Regions from separate parts of the Mus musculus genome. Here region 1 is linked to region 2. A link is a contact called in ENCODE Hi-C or POLR2A ChIA-PET data. All regions are on one chromosome and are shown on one strand. Each heading gives the region's core, a stretch centred on a gene start or an enhancer-like site at or near the end of the contact. The rest is flanking DNA. Distances are from core to core; before and after follow the strand shown.

Region 1 (7,137 bases), core at 1,364-3,863, 430 kb after region 2:
GACGGCAAGAAGGGCAGGACAAACCAATCCTTCCACTCAGCCTGGTTCTGGAGCTCCGTGGCCTGCTTTGCAAAGAACTCCTGTGCCTTGTCATTTCGGTTTGTCTGCCAAGATACAAAGAAAGTTGCAAGGGAGGAGAAAGACAAGCCCCCGAGTCAGGTAGTCAGGTTCTTCACTGTTGCAGAGCAGCAGCCTTCGCATACCTCCTGTCAGGCCAGTAAAACAGTATCTATATATAAAGAAAATCATCACCTTTTTCTCCTTCCTTCCTTTCTTTCTTTTTTTTTTGTTTTTTGGTTTTTTTTGTTTGTTTTTTGGTTTTTTTTTTTCAAGACAGGATTTCTCTGTGTGGCCCTGACTGTCCTGGAACTCACTCTGTAGACCAGGCTGGCCTCGAACTCAGAAATCTGCCTGTCTCTGCCTCCCAAGTGCTGGGATTAAAGGCATGTGCCACCCCTGCCCGGCCTTTTCTCATTTCAAAGCTGATTTATACTGCAGTTCTGGGGCTGGGGGATAGCTCAGTTGTAGATCATTCATCTGGAATGCACAGAGTCCTAGGTTCAATCCCCAGCACCAGCTAAAACCAGGCACGCGGCACACCTGTCTACCTAGCACTTGAAATACTGAAGCAGGAAGATCAGAAGTTCAAGGTCATCCTCAACACATATCAAGTTAGAGGCCAGCCCAGGACACATGAGACTCAACCAATTTCAAAATCAAAAGTCAACTGAGGTTCTCTTGACAAGTGCCATACTGAAAACAATCCCTAGGTGATGCTCAAATAATCTAAATTAGTGCCCCAAATCAGCTACATTTTGTTTTGCTTTTAGAGACAGGGTTTCTCTGTGCAGCCCTGGCTATCCTAGAATTCACTCTGCAGCAGAGACTGGCCTCAAACTCAGAGATTCACCTACCCCTGCCTCCTGAGTGCTGGGAAAGAAGGGAGAAGTGCACCACCACTGCCAGCTCCAGCTTTGTATATAGTTTATATATAAAATATATATAACGTTTATAGTCCTTAAAATGCCACACAAGTTTACATGCTTAAAACCAAAAGGACATAGAACTGGGGAAAACCAATCAGATGATCTCTACAGATCATAAGACACTGGGGATGGGGAAACAGTCAAAAGCAAGAAGTACCTGGATTGTGTAGACAAGATAAAAGCGGAACAGGCTGGTTTTCAGTTTGTTGATGGTAGGTCGATAGATATCCTCCAAGCGGCTGAAGAGCCTGCGTTCCAGGTAGCTCCAATAATCCCGAAGGGCAGCCAAGTCGTAAACCTGCATCAACTGTTGCAGCTGGTCCACAATCTTGTCCACCTGAGGGGAGACAGACAGAAGGAAATTCTCACCTCACTATACATCGTATAGTTTCATCTTCTTCCTATGGCTCCCAGATGTAAAAACATATAGTCCAGTTGGCAATCTATAAAATCCCCAAGATATGTTAGCATACTAGCTTTCAAGTTATTTTCTCATGCTAGATACAGGACTTGGTGCTCTGGCAAGCTCGGAAATTCCAGAAAGCAAGAGCTTTGGCTCCAGGTGTTGAGTCTCCTTGACCAACTTGGCAATGTCACTTCAACAGCAGTCTTGATTGCCTCACACTGTAAAAATAAGTAAGAGCCAATGAGCCAGAGACAATTGCCAGGGTCCTCGTCCCAGCTCCACAGTTTCTGAATTCCAAGAGACACAGTGATTACTGGCTCCCTGCGGGTCATCAGAGTCCCACCTGAGCCTCAGTGGCTGCTGCCTTCAGTCAAAGACAATCACACCATGACAGTGTTTTGAATACCACTGCTGTCTGGAGTAGGGAAATGCTTTGCTTTGCCACCAAGCAACCAATAAACTCGAAAGGTAGAAACCAATATCCTAACTTCCTTCTGATGCGCCAACAACTAGCTCACCACCTCCCTCAATCCATCTGCCCAAGACCAATTTAACTCTGTACGTGCAAACATACAAATCATAAGCAAAGAAATCCCAAGCGCCTCTCAGTGGAAACTAGTATCAGAGAACTTTGTGCTTCAAAGCAGAAGGGAATCTTCCAATGATTCCCTGATGCCATTCTTACAATCTACCTCCCAGACCTGAACCCAGTCTTCTGGGCGCAGCCCCCTTTGCTCCCGCTTCTTCCATCAAAATTCAGACTTGCGCTCAACCATGGCTCTTAAAGTGTTGTAACCACGCCGGCCAGCCATTGGCTAGCACCTGCTGAGAGGCTGGCATGGAGTGAAGCCCTGTACCGGGAACCAGGGACCTGAGTCCCGATGCTCCTGACTCACTCACTGAGCAACTTCGGGCATGTCACGACCATCTCCGGCCCTCAGTTCCTCCTATGTCAAGCGAGGGCCAGACCGGAGACGCCTTCAGTCCCCTACCATGCAGTGACAGCGCCGCCCTCGCCCCGGAGGGCAGGGTTGGAGCAGGAGGCCCGCCCCCCGAGCCGCCTCCGCCGCCCCTGCCGACCCCTCACCCGGAACCCCTTCTCTTTGTCCGCCTTGATCTCCGCATCCAGCTGCCGCAGTGTGTGCGTGAAGCCACGGAAGAGCAGGTACTCCCGGACCAGCTCGTCTGTGCGCTCCACCGCCTCCGCCATCGCTGCGCGCGCGCGCTGCAAAAGACCCGAGCCGCTCAGGGCGGAGGGGCGGGGCTTGGAGCGACGGGGCGGAGCCTATCTCGGGCGCCTCGTACGTCACGCCACGCCCAACCTACCAACCTTGCGCTCCGCCCCGCCCCGCAGGCGCCCCGCCCATCTCCCCCTGTAGCCCCGCCCCTCCCTACTCTCAGCCAGCTCCCGGGCGTCTCGGCTTGCTGAAGTTTTCTGGTGATACAGAGTGTGTCCTGAGTTGCTAACACTGATGCCTCGATCCAAGTAAAGTAAAGCTGGACCTTGCGAACCTTCCACATATTCACAGGGCGGGGAGGGAGTGATGTTCCCAGCTTATTGGCATGACACTGCAGAATCTTTTGTCCTCTATCCTCCTCTTACAAAAGGAGAAAACTCGAGCCCCAACAGGTAAAGTGGCCAGTGTGAAGTCAACTCATAAAAGTCCAGCTTGGACCTCTTTTCTTTTCTTTTCTTTTCTTTTCTTTTCTTTTCTTTTCTTTTCTTTTCCTTTCCTTTCCTTTCCTTTCCTTTCCTTTCCTTTCTTTTCTTTTCTTTTCTTTTCTTTTCTTTTCTTTTCTTTTCTTTTCCTTCTTTTTTGGCCAGGGCCTCACACACGCTAGGCAAGCACCCTACCGCTGAGCTGCTTTTGGGTTTTGTCACAGTCTCACTAAATTGACCACACAGATCTTGAACTTGCAATAAAAAAAAAATCCCCACCACCAGTCCTGTCTAGCCCTGAGTTCCTGAGTAAGAAGGGTAAACTATACCAACCAAGATGTACCACTTAGAGAAATTTTAAAAAAGGCAAGTTTCAGAAGGGTGTGACCTATGGTCCCAGTTTCTTGTTAGTTTTTTCAATTAATTGTGGTTTTGTGAACAGTTTTTAAACTCAGGAAAATTGTAAAACAACCTATATTTTATTCTCTGAAGGACTTCCAGTTCCTTTTGCCTTCTTTCTTTTTCTTGTTTAGAAAATTATTTGAAGTTTTTACAAGGCATACATACACATTTTGCCTTATTTCTTCATCTTTGAGAGAGCACTGATAATGTCCACCAGGCACAGTCATAATGACGATTTGATAAGATAGTGCATGAAGACCAGGCGTGGTGGTGTATACTCTGGAGACAGAGCTAGGCAGGTCTCTGTGAGTTCAAGGCCAGCCATTCTTAATTAAAAAAAAAAAAAAAAAGCCGGGCATGGTGGTGCACGCCTTTAATCCCAACACTCGGGAGGCAGAGGCAGGCGGATTTCTGAGTTCGAGGCCAGCCTGGTCTACAAAGTGAGTTCCAGGACAGCCAGGACTACACAGAGAAACCCTGTCTCAAAAACACCAAAAAAAAAAAAAAAAAGGCATCAAAAAGATCAAATTATTTATGTGTATACACACACACATACATACACACACACACACACACATACACACATGGGTGTGGGTATCTATGCCCTTGTGGGGGCCCAAAGAGAGTACTGGGTGTCTTTCTCCACTTTTTCCTTTAGAAACAGGGTCTCTCCCTGGAACTGGGGCTCTCATTTTCACGGCTAGGCTGGAGGCCAGCAAGCCTCCACAGTCCCTTATGTCTGCCCGCCTCAGAGCTGAGGTTATGCTTGTTTATAGGGACATCCAGCTTTATACATGGGTGCTAGGGCCCAAACTCTGATCTTCATGATTATGGAGCAAGCAGTCTTAACTACTGTGCCATCTCTCCAGCCTCAAGATTGTATTATATATATAAACATATAAATATATAAAATTATTTATATAGAATGTATAGTACATTGATTTTTATTATATTTATATATAATATAAATACATTTTATATAATATATTATTTATATATAATACATACATATATTATATATTATGCAATATATAATATATTATACAAGGTATAATATATATTTATATAATAGTTAAATATAAATTTTTACTTATATATTGTATAAATATAAAATATATTTTTTACATATTTATATTATATAATGAATGAGAAGCAGTCTCTCTGTGCCCTCTCATACACCCCTTGTTCAATCTGAAATGTCTTCAGGCACTCACATTAGCTGCCTTTTCTCCCTCCAGCGTTTGTTCAGATGTCATGTCTCAGTTTTTGTCTGCTTTCCTAACAAAGTGTCACGAACTGGGTGGCTTTGAAAGGACTTAGTTCTCATAGTTCTGGTGCCCAGAAAGTTAAAAATACAGGCTCGGCTGTAGCACAGATTTTAGGATCAAAGACCGGGTCCGTGTCCCCCCCCCCCCCCGTCCCCCGTCCCCCGTCCCCGGTCCCCCGTCCCCCGTCCCCCCCCCCCCCGCAGCTCTGTTGAGCTAAGTTCCATCCTCTATGGTATAATAATAATAATTAATAAGCAGAGAAAGGAGATTTGTTCAGCGTAGCCATCTTGAAAAGAGGAATGAATTTTTCTAAAGACCCAGTGGCCCACAGATCTGCTCTCTTGACATGAGGTTAAGGTTTAAGTAGACGGCAAGATGTGTGCCTAAGTAAGCACCTCCCGGTCAATCGTGGTCCAGGACATCATTGGCCCTCACTGCCTCAACTCCAGCCTTTTCCTGCAAGTGTTCTAAGTTGTCAGAAATTAGTGAACTCTCTTCCCAGGAGAGAACTTCCTCTTATGGCTGACACCAGATCCCAACCTCCCCGCAGCACGAGGTTGCCAGGGAAATACCAATTCCCTGGGAACCATTGTGTCAGTAGTCTGATAGCAAAGGAAGAGACACACAGGAGTGTCCCTCTTTAGGATATACATTCCTTCCTACACCAGGGCAGTCACACCAGGAGATTCTTAAAAGCCTCACCTTCCAAGCCAGGCAAGTGGTGGCAGTGCACACCTTCAATCCCAGCACTTGGGAGGCAGAGGCAGGCGGATTTCTGAGTTCAAGGCCGGCCTGGTCTACAGAGTGAGTTCCAGAACAGCCAGGGTTACACAGAGAAACCCTGTCTCACGCGGGGACGTGGCAGGGGCGTGGTGGGGGAGCCTCATCTCCCAACACACTGGGGATTGGGTTTCAGCTTACAACATTCAGACCAGAGTAGTCAGCTTCTTAGAGAGGCTTCTCTGACTGCCCTCAAAATAGCATTGAACAGCCGGGTGTGGTGGTGCACGCCTTTAATTCCAGCACTTGTGAGGCAGAGGCAGGCGAATTTCTGAGTTCGAGGCCAAGCCTGGTCTACAAAGTGAGTCCCAGGCAGTCAGGGCTACACAGAGAAACCCTGTCTCAAAAAAAAAAAAATTTCATCAATTAATGCAATTAATGACTTGTCTGTCTCTCCTTCCATTAAAACATACGCTTGATAGATGGGAGGAGAGATTATCATCTGTCTTATTTATTATGATATCTTTAGAGCGCAAAATAACATTTGGCTCATAGCCCATACGCAATAAACATTTACTGCGGGCAATATCAATTAGGGCCAGCCACCTTCAGGCAAGCCCATTCTTGGAGAAAAACTGAGGAAACAGAGAGATACAGTCTCAAATGGAAACCCAACCAAGGAGGTTTGAGCAGCCAACATGGGGACCCAGAACAAAGTCCTGGTACCTGACTCCCACAGATGCATCTGATAACATCTTTATACTGATGCCTACGAAATATCCCTTCCAGGCCAGGCCTCTGTCCTAAACTCCTACGTGATTTCCCAAGGACATTTCCACATGTCTATCCCATAGGTGTCTCTAACTGAAAAGCATGGATGGAGACTGTAAGTTCTAACCTGTGATTGAGGCTTACAAAACTATAGATGAGAAAACAGAATGCAATAACCACACTGTGAGGATCTGACCCAGAGAAGGAAGACATCTTTCACATTATAAACCAGTACACATGGGCTAGAGAGATGACTCAGCAGTTAAGAGCATTGGCTGCTCTTGCAGAGGACCCAAGTTCAGCGTCTAACAGGCACATAGAGGCTCACAGGCATCTGTAACTTGGGTTTCAGAGGTTCCAGTGAAACTCTTCTGGCCTCAGTGGGCACCAGGCACATACACGGTACACATACATATGTGCAGGTATTCATACACACAAATAAAAATAAATGAATCTCTAAAATAAAACTGTATACAAATGTCTATTCATCATAACCAAAAAGACTGGACATACTCTAGATGTCCTTTGACAACATGAGTAATTCATAGGATATCTTTGAAAATGTGAAATGTAGACATAAAGAAAACGTACCCCTGGTTAATGGTTGAGGGACACGAGAAGCCAGGGGAGTGTTAGCATGTAAGGGGCAATGCAAGGCAATGCAAGGGGTTCATATGGTAGAACTGGGCTGCATCATGGCTGCTTGTGGATGCACATGTGTGTGAAGAAACACATACATGCCAACACATAGAGATCTCACTAAAACCATTAACTTAAAAATATCAATATTGTGACTATGCTATATTGTGCTTTATTTTTATAAGATTTTATAAGCAAGGAAAAACAAATAAAGATTACACAAGTCTTTCTGTATTATTCTTTGGGGTTGCACATTAGTAGTTATTCTAAAACCATACATTTAAG
Region 2 (6,547 bases), core at 1,296-3,795:
ATATATGCAGACAATAAAGACAAAGACAATAAGGTTAAAATAATTTATTATTGTTTCATTTATTTGACTGAAAGTGGGATTACATCAAAATTTGAAGTAATGAGCCCAAAGAAACTTGTTTTCATAATATCTATATTGTATCAGAATGGAATTCCTCATTTAAAAAATTTAAATATTCATTCTTGTTATCTTTCCTTTTTTCTTTTCTTTTTGAGACAGGTGTCACTGTATAGTCCTAGCATTCCTGGAAATCCTTATGAAGACCAGGCTGGCCTTGAACTCACAGAAATCTTCCTTCCTCTGCCTCCTGAGTGCTGGGATTAAAGGCATGGATCACCGCGTCTGGCTTTCTTATTGTTTTTTAGTTATGTGTATAGATGTGTACATACAAGTGCAGGTGTTCATGGAGTCCAGGAGAGGGCGCTTGACCTCCTGGAGCTGGAGCTATAGACATTGTGAGACATCAAATGTGGGTGCTAGAAACTGAACTCAGATGCTCTGTTAGGGGTACCATAGTATCATAACTGTTGGGTCATCTCTTCAGCCTTAGAATTAAATTCCTCATAGCTGGAATACATTGCTTGTGGGAGGTGGAGGCAGTTGTAAGAAAAAAGGCTTTCCCCAGAACTATAAATTAGCAGCCTTGGGTTTTTGTTTCAATCCCCTATTGTTTGTGCAAGGAACCAGGTAGGGTTCTTTCTAAGGCCCAGTGAAGTAAGGCGTAGTCTAATGTTTTTGAAGGTCATCTTTGCCTCAAATGGATTTATGATAATCTTTGTGAGCACAGGTTCACTCTTTCAACGTTCTCAAGGCAAACAGCTCACAGACAGATCGGAACATGGGGTCCAGGATATGATATTGCGATCTAGATAAACATAAGAACAATCTTGCCATGCAACAGTGACTCCTGCCATTGCTAACTTCTGTGAATACCTGTGTCGTAAAGACCAGGCTTGCTCCCAACACTCGCTTTCACATCCCACCTAAGAGCATCATAGGTAAAGATGTTTTGTTTTTTTTTAAAATAACAATGTACACACTAGTGACCCTGGTGAATAGTTCTAAAAGACAAGTATTGTAAAGTTTTATATGCCAAGCTAGTGTTATTGAGTATTCCTAACAAGGTCAAAGTAAATCAAATGAGCAGGCATCCTAAGGTTCAGAGTACCCTCAAATGTCAAATGCTGTATGGCTGTTAGGATTGGTTTTGCATGGCTGCCGTTACCCTTCCTGAGGAGAAAGCTTTGATACTACAGGGCAGCGGAAATGTTTTCTGGTCCATCTGCCCTCATGAAGAAGAGGAAGAACAGGTTGGCAGGTGTGTACGATTGGGCAGATTCCTTCTCCAGCTGTTCTGACCTGAGAATCCACTGGCTAAGACAAGTAGCCACACCTGAGCCATCCAGGAGGTAGAGTTTAACTTTGCTAAGCCACCATCACTACAGCACTGGGTTCACACACCATCACTCCAGCCGACAGAACTCACTGTCCTTGAGAGACGCTCTCTCAGAAAGGGGTAGCTGCAACTATCATGAGCTAAAATGCATAAATGGGACATACAGCTTGCTACAAGCAGGCCATCATGACACCAGTTCATGGTGTGTCAAGATTTTCATCCTAAATAACTGATCTGAGCACCCATTAGCTGGTCACAAACTTATTGGACTTGTTTATAGAATTAACTAGGTGAGTTCAGAAGACACTAAGTGGAACAGCTTTCAGAAACCAAGAAGGGGAATTTTCCCGTCTGCTCAGGCACACATAACATTTCTTATCTTTCTCATTCACGTTTTGACACACGTTTCAGACCTTGTGTGGTAGTTCAAGCCTGCTTAGTAGCTTCCAGCTCTGGTACCAGACCCGAGTGACAAGCTGGCATTTTCATAGGTTTAATTTCAGAAACTGTAGTGTACCATTTTCTACTTTTCTAACCTCTTCGCCCTTCTTGTACTTTTAGGATATCCTATTATTCGCTTCTCTTCTCTTCATAATGTTAGGAGAAAGTAAGAATGAGCGACTATCTGTAAATAGGACACTTTAAAGGTTTTCATTTTAATCTCTGTTTTCGACGCACAGGCGTGCCAAACAAGCTTTCGTGAGGATCTACCGGGTTCAGCCTAGGTAGGACCTGAAATTTTCCGTTAACTAGAAGAAGTATCCCTTCATCTGCTGACCCGCTTTTCACAGCAGGTGTGTTTCAATTTCGAGAACTTCAAACAGGTCTCTGGACGGCAAAGCTAGCAGCCCACAAACATTGCCCCGGCGATGCTCAGGGGTTTGGGTCTCTACGACTAAAGCCCGCCTGCCTATGTCCGAAACTACCATCTTATTGGTCTATCCGTGCGTCTGTTTCCTCATTAAACCAATCATAGCTTCCCTTCTTACCCCAGGGACTTGAGAAACCGGAAAGAACCTCCGGCTGGTCGCTGGCCAGAGGGCGGGGCCGTGAATGAGTGACAACTCTGTCTTCCAATACCCAGCGCTATCGGTTCTGACCATTTTGGCTTCTAGGCTACAAAAGAGCGTTGATGCCGGCTGTAGCGATGAATCCTCACTGGCGTCTGCAGCACGGCGTTACCGAGGACCGGCTGCTACTGGTAGTTTCCTTGCAGGTGAGTGGCTTCGTTGTAATTGTTACAGTTGTGAGGATTTCTTTTCTTTCATGAGTGGCTTGCTGTTCTATCGTGAGAAGGCCGGTTGCTACCTTGCCCGGCTTTAGTATCTGGTGGGAACCTGATGCCCGCTTCAAGCGAGACCCTCCCGAGTACCCCAGCTCTCAGCTGGCCCTTTCTCAGCGAGCATCTCTCAGGAACAGTGAGTTCTGTCGGCTGGAGTGATGGTGTGTGAACCCAGAGCTGTAGTGATGGTGGCTTAGCAAAGTTAAACTCTACCTCCTGGATAGCTCAGGTGTGGCTACTTGTCTTAGCCAGTGGATTCACTGGAAGGAAGCAGGTGTAGGGCGAAGGCAGACCTTGATCCTAAAAGTGTAAGTTAAGGGGGGAAATATCATGGAAGGCAAAGAGGTTGTTGCATATTCAGGAGTCTCAGGAACCATATTCCGGGTTCAGGGGAACACTACCCCCTCCCCAGCACACACGCGTGCACGCCCGACCACCACTATCATGGCCAAAAAGTGTCATTTCTTTTTGTGCTAAGGGGTAGGAGCAAGTATTTCACTACAGTAAGTCAAAAGAAATGCAAAATTGTAATGAAGTTTATTATTAGACTTTGCAGGATGGAGCCCCCCCCCCCAAATTAGGAAGGGTTTATAGCCCGTGAATGGGGGAAATGGTTCTAGAATATTAACTAACAGAATTCCGACGCCTTCGGGAGGAAATAAAAAGTAAATGGTTACATTTCAGCAGCAGGTACAAACGTTTCTATAATAAAAGTCGTGTTAGTTTGTCTGTAAAACTGAATTTTCACATTTTTTTAAAAGAATTGTTTATTTTATGTATATAAGTACATTGTAGCTGTATTCAGACACACCAGAAGAGGACATCTGATCACTTTACAGATGGTTGTGAGCCACCATGTGGTTGCTGGGAATTTAACTCAGGACCTCTGGAAGAACCGGCAGTGTTCCTAACCTCTGAGCCATCTCTCCAGCCCAATTTTCACATTTTTTTCAAGACTGTTTTATGTGTATGATTTTTTTGCCTGAATGTATGTATGTGTACTCTGTGTACGCCTAGTGTCCATGGACCACCCCCCCCCCCCCGGAACTGGAGCAAATGTCTATGAGCCCCCCTGCAGGTGCTAGGAAGGGAACCCAGTTCCTCTGGAAGAGCAGCCAGTGCTCCTGACCACTGAGCCATCTCTCCAGCCCAGTTTCCACATCGTTTAAAAAGGCAGAAGTTACATTTCTAAGGCCCATGCCTTTATTAAAGGCTATGTAAAATTAAAGATAATTAGACAATTTTTCACTATCATGTCTACAAGGAAACTCTCACTGTATTGACCTCTGTATGAAGTCTATAGCAAATAAAAGTGTCCGGCTTCAAGGACATATTCTTTTGTGCCCATATTTAAACTGAACCAAACTAACCAGATCATTGTAAAAAAAATATTTTTTTAAAGGAGAGTATAGAAATCTAGTATAGCCCCCCAAAATTGTCATCTTTAATCTCATTACTCAGAGGCAACTGTTAAGTGTTTGGCTATTTTGTGTTAAGTTTCTCTTCCTCTTCACCTTTTATGGTTTGTGAGATTAATAGGGTTGTTTCACTTTATGAAGTGGTTGGTACATCTAACTTCATAATCCATGCATCTAACTCTGCATGCCTAGAGAACAGAGGGCAACATGCTTGCACTGGTGGCTTCTCGGATGTTCTTGGAATTGAAGCCAAGCGTGAGGCGGTGTTTGGAGAAAGAGAGCGAAGGGATTGACATCTGGGCATGGTGCCTTGCTCCTGTAATCCCAGGATTTAGGAGGTTGAGGCTGGAGGATTGCTGCAAGACCGTGGCCAGCCTGGGCCACATAGCCAGAGCCTGGATCCAAAGATATCAATAGCAAAACCCTTCCATTTAGAAAGACATGGCAATAAACTACTTTATAGAATGTGAATGTAACATCGACTTTACTAACGTGTTTGGACTGCACACTCTAATAGTATTTGGTGTGCTTCTAGGACTGCATAATTCATTCCGCCTTCCCCTTCTCGCACATTCGATTGCTGCTTGCTCTCTCCTGCTCAAGTCTCCTGTTTAACCTTTCCCTTCACGTTACTTTATTCCTCGATTTCATGTCTAGCCATACCATTAGCCCAGTAGAATCACTTTGACAGGCCTGTGGTCTGTACCAATCTGCATGAGTGAGCTAAATCCCAGTCCTTTCTACCTCTGTTTGCTAGAGTACCTCACCACAATTAATTTTATATTTCCTAAGGGAGTAATGCTTTTGTTATAACTTAGTGTTCAAAGAATTGAATGTATTCATTCTCCAACCGTGAGTCAGCTGCTAAACAGTGCTCCAGCGCAGGCTTTTGTGAGCTTTTGGGATTTGATGGACACAGTTTGTATTGACAAGCCTGCCACCCTAGAGCAGTAACTGGGGAGAGAAAAGAAGACTCTTGAGTGGGCGGTGCCCACACTGCTGATTGCTAGCAGGGTGTAGCAAGTACCTCGGCTCAGGCAAAGTCAAATCTCACGACTACACACGTGTAACTCTTTCATGTAAAGAGGGCTCTACCTGCTGTAATTTGCTGCTTTTGTAACCCTGTGTGTGTGTGTGTGTGTGTGTGTGTGTGTGTGTGTGTGATGTAAGGTTTTTGTGAGAGATGCCTGTGAGTGGCAGAGTCTGCTGCAGGGGTGTTCTTAGCACTTCACACACAAGTGGGAAAGTTACCACATCACCACATCAACTTTTAGGGAAGTAATAGTGGGATCTCAAGTGCTGCCAGGACTCAGTTTATGTTTAAACAGCCTGAGTCTGGGGAAGGTGTGTCTTGTTAAGACACTTGAAACCCTAAGGAATTAAATGCTGGGTTTCATTTGCCTCTTTCCTTTGTAATTGATGAGAGGCATCAGTAGTCTTTCTCCTTGTCCTCAAATACAGCCAGCTCATCTTCCGTAAGGCTAGCTGCCTCGTACAGTGGGGAGTAATGGTTGCTGAGAACTGTACAGTGAGGATCTGTACCAAGGAAAATCTCAGAGTACTCTGAGATGGGTTTTAAATGTTTAATCCTTAAGAGTAAGTTCTAGATTTGAGAGATTCTGGCCCCAAGTCCCTTATTTGATATTACTTGACATATTATGGTTAGTTTGAAAATGGGAGAAGTAGAAGTTTGGGCTTCTCTTTACCCTGTGACTTAACTGTCTCTTCCCCGAGTTCTGATACAAGAGTCTTAGGCGAACTTAACTTTTCAAACGCCGAGGGAGGGAGGAAGCAAAGTCCCATCGCTGTTAATTTGTAAACAGATGGAGGAAATAACATGCAAATGTGGGCCATGCGGCAGACCCAAGGGCAGACCCGAGGGTTTTACGTGCCTGTCACTCAGCCTGTCAGCTCTTTCTGTTTCTGCTTTGTCAAGAGAATTGAAGTTTGAAGCACAGCTTCATGGTGGCATTTATAGGGAAAAAAACTTTGGTGTCATAATCTAGATGGAATTTCAACATATAGAATATATGGAATATAGAGATGAAATTTCAAGATATAATGAAAGGTCTTCGTTATAACTGGCAAAAGGTCTTTTGAATTACCTGATTTTTTTTTTTTTTCCTGTACTGCTAAGACAACTGGTTAGGTCCTGCTCCTGAGCAAATCTACATTCACGTTTAGTGTACTGCAACATGATTTACAAAGAGGGTATGTCAAACGAGAGCCCATGTTTGTGGGAGGCTAACAAGTGAATCATTTCCCCATAGTTCTCCCCCCACTCCCCCCCTCGAACCTGTTCCTAAATACTGAATTAAGCACAGACTGGGTACTCTGACTTCAGTGTGCTCAATGCTGACTTATGTGAGGAATAAAACAACTCTGAATGGGATTCCATTCCCCAGGGCACTTTGCAGTTCTTTCTGGCTAAGGGTACAAACTGGTGGTTTG

Evidence for each region. Hi-C counts contacts between places; a loop is a spot of excess contacts on that map. ChIA-PET counts read pairs that join two places held with the same protein, here RNA polymerase II (POLR2A).
Region 1: a map of heart shows a loop between it and region 2 (2.6-fold over the local background). The contact joins the promoter of Wdr91 here to the promoter of Bpgm in region 2. A Hi-C loop is called at or near these places in 1 of 37 maps with a recorded cell type or tissue (heart). POLR2A ChIA-PET finds 5 or more read pairs at or near these places in 2 of 5 experiments (Patski and embryonic stem cell).

What each region holds. Positions count from the first base shown.
Region 1 is chr6:34,908,218-34,915,354 of GRCm38, forward strand. It overlaps Wdr91 (WD repeat domain 91), which reads right to left and starts at 2,614. Exons shown (of 15, transcript NM_001013366.1): 1 at 2,480-2,614; 2 at 1,144-1,323; 3 at 1-104. The coding sequence starts at 2,602.
Region 2 is chr6:34,473,811-34,480,357 of GRCm38, forward strand. Bpgm (2,3-bisphosphoglycerate mutase) reads left to right here and starts at 2,546. Exons shown (of 3, transcript NM_007563.5): 1 at 2,546-2,612.